Regions from separate parts of the Homo sapiens genome. Here region 1 is linked to region 2. A link is a contact called in ENCODE Hi-C or POLR2A ChIA-PET data. All regions are on one chromosome and are shown on one strand. The core of a region is the stretch at or near the end of the contact, and the rest is flanking DNA. Distances in the headings are between cores, read along the strand shown. Region 1 overlaps NTRK2 (neurotrophic receptor tyrosine kinase 2). Region 2 overlaps NTRK2 (neurotrophic receptor tyrosine kinase 2).

Evidence for each region. A loop is a pair of places that touch in the nucleus more often than their neighbours do. ChIA-PET counts read pairs that join two places held with the same protein, here RNA polymerase II (POLR2A).
Region 1: a loop to region 2 is called in a map of endothelial cell of umbilical vein, with 2.2 times the contacts of the local background. The contact joins two enhancer-like sites. A Hi-C loop is called at or near these places in 5 of 168 maps with a recorded cell type or tissue (Panc1, Right ventricle myocardium superior, endothelial cell of hepatic sinusoid and 2 more). POLR2A ChIA-PET finds 5 or more read pairs at or near these places in 1 of 52 experiments (MCF 10A).

The regions. Positions count from the first base shown.
Region 1 is chr9:84,846,160-84,853,387 of GRCh38, reverse strand. All of the region lies in intron 12 of NTRK2 (neurotrophic receptor tyrosine kinase 2), which reads right to left. Among named protein-coding and RNA genes, the nearest start is that of NTRK2, 180 kb to the right of the region's middle. RefSeq lists enhancers at 383-1,582, 1,059-1,605. Within about 2 kb of position 1,312, at least 4 of the 41 ENCODE cell types and tissues checked have a DNase peak (open chromatin) inside an H3K27ac peak, as active enhancers do; they include endothelial cell of umbilical vein, where a contact is called at or near this core.
Region 2 is chr9:84,777,070-84,784,258 of GRCh38, reverse strand. The region is part of intron 12 of NTRK2 (neurotrophic receptor tyrosine kinase 2); the gene reads right to left. Among named protein-coding and RNA genes, the nearest start is that of NTRK2, 110 kb to the right of the region's middle. Within about 2 kb of position 1,663, at least 2 of the 41 ENCODE cell types and tissues checked have a DNase peak (open chromatin) inside an H3K27ac peak, as active enhancers do; they include endothelial cell of umbilical vein, where a contact is called at or near this core.

The DNA of each region.
Region 1 (7,228 bases), core at 63-2,562, 69 kb before region 2:
AAAGAGCTGGACTAGAATGTCAGAAGATGTGGGCCCTCTCTAGACACTGCCAGAAGTGAACGGCATGACCTTGAGTGAGCCACTTCCCCCTTCATGGACTCTGTTTCCTACTCCATAAAAGAAAATTTGAGAAATGGCATCTGAGGCCTATTCAAGTTCTCAAAGTCTATAGGACTAAACATTAGGCATATATGACTGAGAAGATTGACACATGGCCTTATATAGCTTTCCTGAGCCTGGGTATTTTGGGAATGTGAGATCATGTGCAATATAAGGAAAAGCACTCAGTCAACCGGCCTAGATTTTCTCCTGCTAAATAATACTCAGAGGCTTTGGGGCCACTATATCCTCATCTTAAGAGAAAAGGCCAGTGCTCTGCAAAAGCAATTAAAAAAAAAAAACAGTATTTATTGAATGCTTGCTATATGCCAGGAAACTTACTAGAGGTCAGATATTGCTTTAATTTGAAAATTAATCAGCTTCTGTTGCAGCATTTTAAAAATAAAAGCCTTACATCCCATAAAGTTCAGAAGCCTCAAGTGGGAATAGATGAAATTAGACTTGCCTGGAACATAGCAAGCTGTCTTGATCACATATTTCAAACATTTAGTTTTGAGAAGAAACTTGCCAACTATTTCTCTCTTTTGTTTTGTACATGTGGACTATTTCAAAAGCAGTTTAGTGAGTCTACATTTTATTCATTCCCAATTAAACTACATACAACACTGAGTTTTTTACATCTCTTGTAGATTCCAGAAAGATTTTTTCTTTAACAGAGGTGGTCACAATCTTCACTGGGTAGGTGAAAAATGGAACCTGCAACTCCTAATAATTAGTTTCCATGATTGGAACTTTGAGAAAGGCAGGGGCAACCTCTGCTTAATAATAAGAGTTGACAGACGTGAGAAAGTCATATCAAAGATTTGCCTTTCTACAGTACCACCCCAGTGAGAGCTCAAAATGCTTTATAAACATTTTCTCAGCTGTCGAAGCTCCCTGCAGGGAAGGCAGGTGATGTCTGGTTGCACACACACACAATTTCCCTGTTAACACTGTCTTAATGTTGGATGAATGACTCCCTGAGACATGTCCCAAATTCCCTTCTCTCTGCAAAGCCATGCTGGTTAGCACTCAGGGCAAGTCTTTGCGGAGGAAGCTGGCTGATTCTCAGGGAATCATCTTAGAAGCGATGTTAGTGGCCCTGCAGGAGACTAACAAGTCCGCAGAGTCTGGCAAACACTTGATGTCAAATTCCCAGGAGCTTTTGTTTCCAAGGAAAACCTAAACAATGACTCACGTCTTGGCTGACTTGCCCAGACCTGTCCATTATGCCCAGTCACCAAGTGAGCCCAGCGTGAAGGAAGGCCGTGCTCTCCATTCTTTCTTGCATAAGCTTTGTTACCACATTAAATGTGTTTAGAAACGCCTTTGCAATTTCTGCTACGTATTTATAGTTATATTCATATTTATACTTACATTATTTATATTCACATATATAAAACATGCAAATTCTTTTTTTAGTCCTTCTAGACCAACATTTGTTGTAGCTCATGCAAAGCACCGCACAGGAAACTTTTTGCCATTGTATTATGGAATTTTGAAGGGAGGAAGAAAATGGTAAGGTTTTTAGCTCCATTCTCATTACAGGATATTTTCCATTTTAAGTGGTACCTGAATTCTTCCCACCAATCTGGGAACCATGGTGACCTGTTTCATGTCACCTTTCAGCACCTTTGTCTTTCTTTTTAGTGACCCATTGTCTCCCTTCCCATCCCATAACCACATTCGAATCCAGCCAAAGTCAGGAAATGTGTGAGGCCAACACAATAGCCAAAATGTTTATTTAATTGTATTACTGTGTACTCTTCTGTTAGGAAGTTCCCATAATGGAATAGAACATAACAGGATTATACACACTTATAAAGCTGGGTGCTGAATAAAAATAATTGGATAAAATGACCATAAATAGGACAAAATGAAAACCCATTATTTAAAATGCAATGCTGGTCAAACGAATTAACTATGGGCCATCATGCACACTGTCAGTGGAAGGAAACTAAACCCATCAGATGAGACTGCATTTCTTTCCTTGATGTTTTCCCACTAAATGCCCAATGTGCTCTTTAGGGTCCACTGATTTTCTGGAAACTAATCAAAATTGATTGCCTAGGTCAGTGGTTCTCAAACGGGGGCGATTTTTGCCTCCCAGGGGAAATTTGGCCAGGGGGATATTTTGGGGCTGTCACAATGGTGGGGTGGGTGGAGAGTGTGTGCTAGGAGCATCTAACAGGCAGAGGTCAGGGACAATGCATAGGACAGTCTCCACAACAATGAATTCAAGGCCCCAAATGTCAACAGTACTGAGATTGCGAAACCCTGACCTAGGTATTGACCAACAAGGGTAGAATTTATGCTAAAACCTTTTATCCCTGCTAAAAAGAAATCCTAGCCTGCCTATGCTCATGGTCACTACAGCAGTTTGGTCTTCTCCCACATTATTTTAATGTTCTCCTCCCTAGTGACCTGGCTGCCAGCCCCTTTCTCTCCCAGTTTATCTTAGAAACAGCTCTGACAGCGTCATTTCTTTCTACTGCTCCCAACACCAAAAGGGCGTTTCTGCCTCAGAACAGAGGGGTAATGCAGTACAAAGGAACAGAAACAGAGTTTGCACTACCTTGGGTGTTGAGTCTTAGATTCGTTATTTCCTGACATAACCTCCATAATTACTTAGTCTGTCTCTGAGTTCCTCTCTATTGGGTGGGGCAATAATTACTGTCCTGACCACCTGATTGGACCGTCTTGAGGTCATGTGAGCTTTGGTGAACATAATGGTTTATGTAAATATAGGGGTAAGGGAATAATAAGGTCCAAACTCTTCAATAACATTCAAAATCTTTACCTGGCCCCATGACCTGGCTCCAGCTTTATCACCTTAATTTCACCTTAAGATTCCAGTTAAACTATTAGTTTGCATACCTTTAATAAAGATGCCTCAAATTTTCCTATTAATTCATTCGAAAACTATTCATTGATCACCTGATGGATGCAAGACAGTGTGATAAATGCTGGGGATGTAATGAGAGTAGAATAAAATAATCACATTCTCTGCCTATAGGCAGCTTTCAGATTTGGTGTCTTTGCGTTTGATGTTTTGTTTTTGTTTTTTTGTTTTTTTTTTCCCCACCAGACATGTAACCCCCATGCTTTGTCTTTGACCATTAAACTCATTTATTCAACAAAATTCACATTAAAAGTTACTCTTATCATGAAGCATTTATTTATTCCCCAAATCAGAAATACCTCCATTGACATTTGGGCTTTTTGTCTCTTATGATAAACACCACATTCTGCACTGCATTCATTATTTATGTAATCTTATTTCTCCTATTAGATTTTAAGCACTCTGTGTGGGAAAAAGAAAAGTGTCTTATTCAACTCCGTACTCTCTTCCGCAAGCTTCATAAGATACAACAGCATCAAGCAGGGCACTTCCCACATGGTAGGTACTCAATAGATGTCTCAATTTCTAATTGAAAGGTTTTATAAATAGGACATAAAATGCCCACAAAATAGTAGAGACTGAATTGTAAAGCTCAGAGATAGACAACCGTAGGAACATTCATTAGTCGTGTCTCCCATTCTCTGTATTTCCAAGGCACCCTGTTCTTTCTCTGTCATAGTTCCATCCCACTCTGAATTTTTAGCTATCTACTTACTTGTAACCTCCTCCTAAACTGTAAGTTCTTTAAAAGCAATACATATTTCTGTCTTGTCTCCCCACTGTATTTCTAGCATTGAGTACAGTGCCTGGTTCATTGTAGATACTAAAGAGCTGAATGAATAAATGAATAAATCTTGGATGGATTGCAACTTTTCACCATTGCATTCTTCAATTGAGAACCAAATTTGGTATAGCACGGATCCATGATTACGTTAGATGTTGCTCTTCTTGCCTCTCCTTCCTTGCCCAGAAGATAATTGGACTCCCCCACCCACCGATCCATGGTGCTTGCTTTTGCCAATGAAAAAGTAAGCAGAAATGACCCAGCACTTCTAGGCAGAAAATTGAATAGTCAGTCCTGGGTTTTTCGCTTCCTCTTCATCCTGCCACAGTGAACTATGAAGCCTGGTGTTTAGAAGGCAGCATCATGAGGTTCTGGGTTCCTGAGAGACTGAAATGAATAGAGTCCCCCCTGCCAAACTGTGTTGTATGTGCAGCAGGAGGAGAAATCATCTTTTCTGTTTTAAGGGTTATCTTTTTCTGTAATAGTGAAGTTCCAAGTGAATCTTATTGCAAAGCAGCCTCATCTATAAAAATATAGGCCTTTTATCTTATAAAAAGACTCCAATATGTATGCCTAAGAAAGTACATATGTAGTCTCTAAAGCATATGTAGGTGTGTATGTCAATATGTAATATATAAATGTTTACAACAAAGGGAAGCAAGAAGTTTATAAAAAGTCACTCTAACTCATATTGACAAGCCATCTCCTTAGAAGGCCACACCTTTATTCCAAAGATGATGTCTCATATTTTTGCCATATTTTCAAAGCTCCCCTTGGGGAATTATCTTTGAATTAATGTACTAGAGTTTACCAATTATGCAAATCTTTATTATTGGAGAGAAAATTTGATTTTTTTCGTGCTCAAAGATCATTTGGCGCCGGGTATGTTGGAATACATGAGTGATTAAGCTGGGCCACATCACCATAATTCAAAACGTCAGAGGGTCTGATTCTATAGTCTCAGACTTCCGGCTTTCTTGTGGATCTCATAAGTTTTCATTAAAGGCACTACTGAAAGATGAGTTCCATAAAGGTCTCTTGCCTGATGATTGTCAAATTTTTTCATAGTTCTAGAATCGTAACTAAATGTCAGTCTCCAGGAATCTTCTTGGTCCCTAAATTCATAGTTGGTAAATAGAAACAACATGATTGGGTACATAACTAGGTGATCTTCACAGTGTACATTTGAAGCTACCTGGGTACATTTATTCTCAGACTCCATAGAAACAACTACAACTGGACTCCTAGTGGATAAAATCACACCTAAACCAGGATTAATCAGAGATGCACAGCTGCGGATTATCATTTTTGTTTGTATTGGGGACTAAATTGTGTGCACATAGAATTCATATGTTGAAATCTTCAGTGTGACTATATTTGGAGATAGGGCCTTTAAGGAAGTAATTAAGGTAAATGAGTTCACAAGGGTAGGTCCCTAATCCAGTAGGGCTGGGGTCCTTATAAGAATGGACACCAGAGCATATGCTTGAGCTCTCTCTCTCTCTCTCTCTCTCTCTCTCTCTGCCCCTCTCTACTGGAGCCACAGAGAAAAGGCCATGTGAGGACACAGCAAGAAGGTGGCCATTGGCAAACCAAGAAGAGAGCCCTCACCAGGAACCCAACTAACCAGCATCTTGATCATGGACTTGTAGCCTCCAGAACTATGAGAAAATAAATGTCTGTTGTTTAAGCCACCCAGTCTGTTTTTGTCATGGCAGCCTGAGCAGACTAATATAGTTTATTTGTCTATTGTTTTCACTGCCAACCAGTATCCACCTCCTCCTCCTCCTCCTCAACTGGTAATGATTTTCCTTTGGTTATTCACCCAACTCCCAGGCAACCTATGTGATTCAAGGTGGAACCAATGGCTCAGACATAAATAAATCAACATAATTCCAATCCCTGCCCACACTGATTTGTTCAAGGATGAGCATGTGACCATAAAGCTGGCCTGATCAAAACGAAGTCTATGATGTGTGTTCGAAGGTTGACATAAGCCGTAATTTTCTTTTCTGCTGGATGGGCATCTGGAGGATATAGCATCAAGAGTGGATGAAAGTCATCTGTCCTGCAACCATAAGACAAATGTTTGTCTTCAAGTTGAGCCACCCAAATGGAAAAGAGCCAAAAGATGGATCCTGGCCACAGTGTTTGGGCCTTGCATCAAGCCACATACAAGCTTGTATTTACTCCTGGATGGTATATTTATGTGAAACAATAAATCTCCACTATTGTTCAAACCATTTGCAACTATAAAATGCCAAACTAACACAGGGATTGGGCAATAGTAGTCTTATTTTCAAAAAGTTACTTCTGCATCCCCAGAGGCCAGAGTGAATGGGTACCACATTCTGGAGTCCTTTCATGCACCCAAGTTTTATTACCACTAATGTTGAATTGGCCTGTTATGGAGATGTAAATGTCCTGCTCTTCAAAGGCATGTTTGACAGGATAAAAGGCTTTGGGATTTCAATGACTTTGACTCCTCTGGAGATGGGAGGACAGCCTATTTTAGCAATTTCCATGGGAATGAATAGACATATACTTTAGCTATTCAAATATTTAACTAGCTCTTTTGTTGTTGTTTTGAATCCCAAGGAGCTGCAGCTGCCTGTTTGTGTCTGTTGTGCCTTTAAGGGGCTTGCTGATTCAGTAGGATCTCTTGAATGCATTAATTAGCCTTCTCTCATTTTCCCAGCCCATGCCTATGAAGAAATGAGCATTTGCAGCTCCAGTTGCTGGGAACGATGCGAGTCTTGAGGGTACTAGATAAATGGAGATTCAGAGTTGCAGGCTTTTGATGGGCAGTTTTACGCTGGCAGCAGCCTGCATGGCAAGGCTTGTGTGGTTGCATGATTAATTTATTGGCTATCACTATTGGCAGGCAAATGAAACACAGGCCCTGGATTACAGTGTAACTGGAGAGACGGGCATTCATCAGCCCAGGTACATGAGTCAGAGGAGGTAAGGATCCAGAGAAAACAAAATGTAATGAAAGGCTGGAAAATGATTTATCACTTTTAATATACATCATCTAAGCCCAATCTTTATAACTGCTTGTAGGCCTTCATGTTGTGAAGACTTTGGCAATAAAACACTCCTTCCTTAAAACACTAACGTGAAAGATGCTGGTGGGAAAAATAAAGAATCATGAAAAATGAGCTGACTGTAAAAGGAAAAAATAGTGTCCAGCTTAAAATTAAATTTCCACTTGTTTCTTCTTAAATGATTTAGAAATATAGCTTTTGCTTGGAAAACTGCATTCTATTGATCACATGGAGGGGACGATGAGAGGTCTGTCCAGGAAGGACAATTTCTCAGATCCCTTTGGAAACTATAATACGAAAATATGTACTTTCAAAGGGTAAATGTTCACATCAGGTTTAACTGTTAACCCAACCAAATAAATTATTGTTAGCCAAGAATCCTTGAGCTTGGAAGCT
Region 2 (7,189 bases), core at 414-2,913:
CACTATGTATCTCATAAATATGCACAATTATTATTTCTCAATTTAAAAAATTTAAAGACAGGTGAGACTATTGGAGGTCATACAACTAGTAACCGGCAGTGCTAGGTTTTGAACTCAGACTCATCTGACTCCCCTCTGCCTTTCCCTCAGGCCATACAGCTTCTTTCAACCTTGCTGCCTTTGCCCACAACATTTTTGGGATTCATTTTCTAATCTTACCTTTACAGCCTGCTAATATTAGACTGAGTTATTTGAACTTGATCTAACCCAGTGGCAGTCCCACCTCCCATCACACCCCAGTCTTCCAACCTCCATCTCCTCATGCTGCCAAGTCTTCTTTCTATAGCATACACTTAATTAGGGTACTCCTCCATGCGAAGTCTTTGGGATAAATTCTGTCCATACTGTCAACTCCCTAGCCCCCTTCATGCCCTGCCCCCACAACCCAGCAGTCTCTTCTCCCAATTCTCTACCCCCGTTCTCTGCTCAAGCCAAACCAGACTCCTAGCAAATGTATGAATGCCACACATTTTCTTACACTTTCACATCTTGGGACATAAAATTTCTACCTGGAATCCATCCCTCTCTCTTCTCCATGCTCTTTCCCCAACTCTCACACTCTGCAAATCCCAAAGCCTCCTTCAATGCCCATCTCTGAGGACCATTTTCTAGGCACCTTTCAAACTCTATTTAAAGTATCCACTGACTTCACATTTTCCCTCCAAAGTGTCATTCCCTGGGAAATAGGACCATCTAACCCAATGCCTGATACAGACACATATCTGAAAGTGAATAAAATTAAGTTGAAATCCCTGACAGTAGATACTAACCCTTCAGGGATGAATCTGACTCAGGAAATGTCTGAGAATTATTCAGAGCCAAGTCAAGTAAAGAACGTGAGTGATCAAGCTGGGTAACCCTGTTTAGAGTCCAAAACCATTTCAACAAAATATACATTGCAATACAGACACAAAAATGTGATACAGATACAAAAATACATTGTGATAAAGAGCACTGTCAAGAAGGGAAAGTCAATCCCTAGACACACAAAATGTCCCTTCACAGGTCACCCTTCACAGTTCTTCTAAATAAACATCTGTGAGAGGCAATGTCATTAAGAGCATTTGTTGCATTATATTTTAGGGGTCTCTCATGCTGGGAGGTGGGACAGCGAGAGGACATTCACAGTAGGAGAACAGCCTATTTCTTATCAAAGAAACAAGTTCTGGAATATCTACTGGAAGCTTCAGTAGTTTCTCTTGATCTCTCATATGTGAGAAGTATTGTATATTACACTTCTTACATTTGGGGAAGTCAAGCCCCATTTCCCACCCACTTCAGGACATAAGCCACGGATAACATAAGATTAAGCATCGTGACTTGATGAAAGGTACTGGTTTAAGAAGAATTTCTAAAGAACTGAGTTCCCACCCAGCCATTAACATATCTCTAAGTCCTTTCAAGTTAATAGACAACTTCAGCCTGAACCGTTATACTCCAGAGTGCAATCTCTCACAAATGCTGAGGTAAAGAAACGTCACTGCCTCGGAAAATGTGGCACTTGGTGATATGACAAGTACAATGGTATTTATCAGCCATATCCACGGCTTAATGGACATGAGCCATATCTGAAAAGGGAAAGGGTGATTCAGCCCATTAAGTATGCAGAACATCAGCTTTCAATACAAGATGGCTCTTGATTATTTGTTTTTTTCATTTCCAAAGGCTCCATCCAAGTGGGAAAATTGCAGAGGCAGAAAAAATACCACAGCTTTTCTGCTAGAGCGACAGCCACAGCAAAGCTAGGTATGACGGGGCAGAGGGGAGAGCCGCAGAACGTGCCAGCAACCTCTGCTTCTTCACAGTTCCGTTTCCTATAGAGGGGATACAGCCTCATACTTCACTTTTGCTTTTCCCTTTTCCTGCTTCCTTTTAAATGGTTTTCCAAAGTTTTCTGAGAATTAGATTTCAAGTATGTTCAGATTAGAAATTTCCAAAATAAAGCTTTCTATAAAAACATGAGTCCTGGCAAGCTCACATGCCTGGCTTGGTAAGCATTCCCTATGGAACCAGAGATGGATTGTCTGGCAGTTAACGAGACAAACAACATAAAGTTGTCATTGGTGAAGCTTAAATCCCAAAACCTGCTCCTCTCACCCACTGACGTGTTTGTTTGTGGGTGTGTGTGTTTGTGTGTGTGTGTGTGTGTGTGTGTGTGTGTTTTCTTGGAGGCCATCTTATAATCCTTTAAGCAATTCTCTCTTATACAACTATTTAGTTTTAGAACACCCTCCAAGGTATTATTGAAAATTCCTCCATTAAAAAATCGTTACGAAGAGCCTTGATATAAATGACTTTACTAGCTAAGAGATTCCCAAGCTGAAAAGAAAGACGCTAGAGAAATTGCCATAATAAGGGTTTAGTTAGTTCCTTGTTGAATGTTTTGACCCTCCCAATTTGATGTTATCTTCTATTTACTGCATTTAAATGAAGTATAGACTTAAAAAACTAAAGACACTCTCTAAGCTATGTCAATTATATGCCTACATTGTTCCATCATTACACTTGATATGCTTGTTCTTGTTGTCTGTGGGCCCCCCAAATCAGTGCAAATATTTGCCACTGTTTCCACCAGGGGGCATTCATCTCATTGAAAATAGGTATTGTTTTTAACCGGCAAAGTTAAGAATGTTATACTGAAATGACTAAAATACATTATTTATTAATCTCAAAATTCACATTTTCAACGGGAAGCAAAAAAGGCTAGGTCTTTAATGGGTAATTCTTGAATTAGATGTTTGTATATATGAAAAGTTATTATATGAGTAAGAAAAAAGTATACTTATGATCTGAAAAGTATGATATACCAGAGAATGTTATGAACTCTTAAGAAGCGTCAACAAAACATATACATAAAAACACTCAGCTGTAAGTAGAAATTAATTTTAGAGGTGGTGTTCAGTTGTATGTTCTCCTAAGACATCCTAAAAGTACTAAGACTCCTACAGAGGCAGGAATTGCCCTTTTTCAAAATGCCAGTTTCTCAAAACTCCTATCACCTTTCTTCTGACTGAACCACACAGTTACTTTGTACACATAAGGTTTGGACACCGGAACATACAAACAAGGCTGGCCTTCTCTGCAAAAGTTATGAAGAGAGGAAGAAAAGACAATGGAACATACAAAGACTGCACATTTACCCTTTTGCACCCTGAACCCTGACAGTCTTTTGTATAAAAAAAATTAGTGTGATGTTATAACAAAAAAAAGACTCAAATATAGAATTCCTGACAGAATATTTATCAGAACCATACCTTTTTTCTTTTACTTCCCAAGAAAATATCACAAAGTCTGCCATACCCCTGAAATTATCACTGACCCATCCAAGCCAGAAAACTTCATAGCTCATAGCTTTCTTTTAGAGAGGAAAAAACATCCACCTATGTTTCCATGTATAACCATCTAATATACTAGCTCTTAACTGAGACCTAATCAAGTAGGAACTATGGACCAGTGAGGTCTAGCACCATTCGCTACCCCTGATGGTAGCTTTGAAGGTGTCTCTTTCTCTTTTTACACAGTACCCATGTTAGTATATGAAATGGAAGTGTACACAGAGGGAATCACAGACTCTTAAGGTAAAGTTGCGCAGAGCTGGACCTTGGTATTCCCCTAAGTTTGAACTTCTGCTCCCATCTCACTGCTTGTGCATCTGCCTACGTTGATTTAGGGACTGGCCTGACTAAAACAGAGAAGCTGAACCGGGCAAGATCCCCATCTCCACAACCTATTACAAAATATGTGGAAGTCCGGGAGGTGGATGGTTATTTCATTAGATATTTTGCTTATGTGTTCCATTAAGGCAGGGGTCAGCAAACCTTTTCTGTGAAGGGCCAGAGAGTAAACATTTTAGGTTTTCTGAGACATAAGGTCTCTGTCACAGCTACTCAACTCTGCTGCTGTACCATGAAAGCAGCCATAGATAATCCATAAATGAATGAATGGGGCTGTATTCCAATAAAACTTTATTTACAAAAACAAACAACTGGTCAGATTGAGCCTGGGGTTCATAGTATGACAACTGTTTTAAGGGGATAGCTCAGGTTTTTTTTCTTCCCTTGTACTGGTGGAACTCTAACACGTAGCTCAGACCAAATGTTCCCTAATGGCAAGAGTGTTAATAATCAAAACCAGATTTTTAAGGAAAAAAAAAACCGCAGAGTCCCATTATAATGCCTTATTTTCTAATCATAAAGGCTAGCTGCCAGAAATGCTAACCTGACCCACTAGTGGTGTGGGTTGTTAATGCTGGACGTGTTGGTGGTCCAGAGTATCTTGGTTCCCTTTTAGCATTTCTACCATTTGTTTACTCTTATCAGAAGTAAACAGGAATACAGAAGGAGGCTTCTCCAGAGAGAAAGTCCAGCATGGAATTAAGATTTCAGATCTGACACGTTGAGAAAAGTTCTTCAAACTTGCTCACTCTTTTCTGATCTAATTAAATGCCTCACCTTCTTGATCTTGAACAGTTGAGGAGAAACAATATCATCAGCACACAGCTAAGCCTTTAAACAACCCACAACTACTGTGATGTTCTTGTGTCAGTGTCAAAAAAACAAAAAAAGGTGCAGCAACCCTACGGCATGACATAGCACACCCTCCTCAGAGAATTCTGCCCCTTTTGCAGAACAAGAAAACTCTTTTGAAGCTAATTTGTCTCAGTGTGTCTAGACAAAAATTTGGGACAGACAATACAAAGCCCTCTTTTAAGATTCACTTCTATTTTTGCCTTCACCACAAAAGAAAAGATGAGGGGGTTGGAAACTGATCTCTGCAACATGGCATATGAGTTCTTTGCAATTTGGCCTTAGCCTCAACAGCAAATCTATGTGTTCCATCTCTTTGCTTGTTAATGCATTTGCTTTATGCAGGAGAACAAGCCCCCTTGGACGTGGGTGTGTTTTATAAAAAGAAAAGAAAAAAAAAGTCAAGTGGTAATGGAAGCTCTAAATCAATGTCACCAGGCTTCCAATGGCATTCATGTAGAGCCTTCAGAATGAGCACCTATGTTTGGTGGATTTTTATTATTATTATTGCTTGTTGTTTATTTTTACTCTTGTCCATGTGCCCAGAGACCTTGGCAAGATAAGCATTTTATAAATCTGATAAATAAGTAATTGAAGCCTTCTAATCAATATTACCCAAGGGAGAGGGAAGGAGGCACTCAAATCTGCATTAAAGTCGAGGTCCTCCCTTCTGTTAAATGCTGGGAGAAGAAAAGACCAGCCTGTTAAGGCTATGAAAAGGGCATCTCACTGGGGTGGGCTAAGTGCAGCAAGTTTGCTCTCTCCACATATCCCTCAACATTGAGGAGGGAGAGGACACAGCAGAGAAGAAATCAGTCCACTGTATCAAACTCCACATGACAGGCACGGACACACCAGAAGATAGGGACATTGCACGGTGTCCGTGAAGGCACAGTCCACCAGCGGGAACTGCACAGTTCAGGCAGGAGGGAGGCTTACTCATCATGAGCTTCACTGAAGCTGCAGTGTGTGGGCCACTGTTATATTCTCTGGGAAAATGTTGCTGTCAACACAGCAATAGAGCCCTCCAGAGAGGGACTTTACAGAATCGACAGCCAAACTGAGCCCAGAGGGAATTCCAGGGTAAGTCTCTTGAAGAGGCACAAAGCCTCATTAGTGCAGAGAAGATTTACCATGATCTCAGTCCAACCAACGATGCAGGCACCTTGTGTCCAAAGTTGTAATTCACTACGGTTCTACATATAACCCAAGTATAAGGAATCATCACTGGTTGGTTAAGTCTGAATAACCTCCTGCTTCTCTAAAAATATCAGTGACAATCAGACTGCACCTACAGGCCCTTCCATAGGAGAGAAATAAGCTGAGCTGGTGGCCAATTTATTTAAAGGAAGCAAATCAGCTAGTTAAACCCACAATTTAAGGAAGGCTTTGTTTTTGTTTTTGTTTATTTAGACAGGGTCTTAATCTGTCACCCAGGATGGAGTACAGTGGTATGATCTCGGCTCTCTGCAACCTCTGCCTCCCAGGCTCAAGCGATTCTCTCACCCCAGTCCCCTAAGTAGCTGGGACGACAGGTGCCCGCCACCACTCTGGGCTAATTTTTGTAACTTTTTGTAGGGACAGCGCTTTGTCATTTTGCCCAGGCTGGTCTCGAACTCCTGAGCTCAAGCAGTCCACCCGCTTCTGCCTCCCAAAATGTTGACATTACAGGCGTGAGCCACTGCACCAGACAGGAAAGCTTTTTCGAAAAATCAAATTGCACTGTTGAAACGAACTTCAAAAGATCATGTAGGCTGTCATCCTACCTTAAGGTAAATCTAGCTTGAATCACCGGGGGCAAAGAGAACATATATTATTTTAAAAGGTCTTGCAAAAAAGAGTTTCTACAAACAAACCTCTTGCATGATCAAACTACCTTTACTGTCGAAAAATTGCTAATTATGACTGTTTTGCAATGGCTTGCTAGAGACAGCTCGTACTTCTTTGTCTAATTTTCAGGACTTTTTTGAGCTGGCTGACTTCATGGTGGGAATGTTTACACCGCGGAAATCAGCAAACATTACAAATTAGGACCCCAACCCCACTGTATCCTTGAGTACTAGTTCCTGAACATTTCTCAGCATACTATTGTCATATGCTGTGTAAAACTATTCGTTTTTCCTTCTCCAAACTCTCTTGTTCTTTGAGAGCTGAGAAACACTCTGAGTCAAAGAAGAAATCTGTTCTACAATATTTCTGAAAGTTTCAGGCTCTTTGTGGACACCCAGAGCAAAGGGAAATTAACTGTTTTGCATGATAACCCATTTAGGGACAACAAGACTACTGTATTAGAAAATGATTATTAACCCCAATTTATCTCTGCTTTTCTTCCTACTACTATTTTCCAATCTTGTAAACATCCGTTAGAGTTTCTCCAGAGTTCTCTGAACGGTGTCACATCTCTCATCTTGAGAATAAGAGGAGGTTCTGTACTAAAATGGGACAACCAACACTAGGAAGAGCTACCAGTGACTCTACTATTTATGATGCACAACCCCACTTGTTTCCTTTCTATAACTTCTCTTTTCCTGTAAGGGGCTTAACTGAATGCCCAGACTGGAAGTTTCCCCTCAAAGTTTCTGATAGAAACAACCATGAGTACA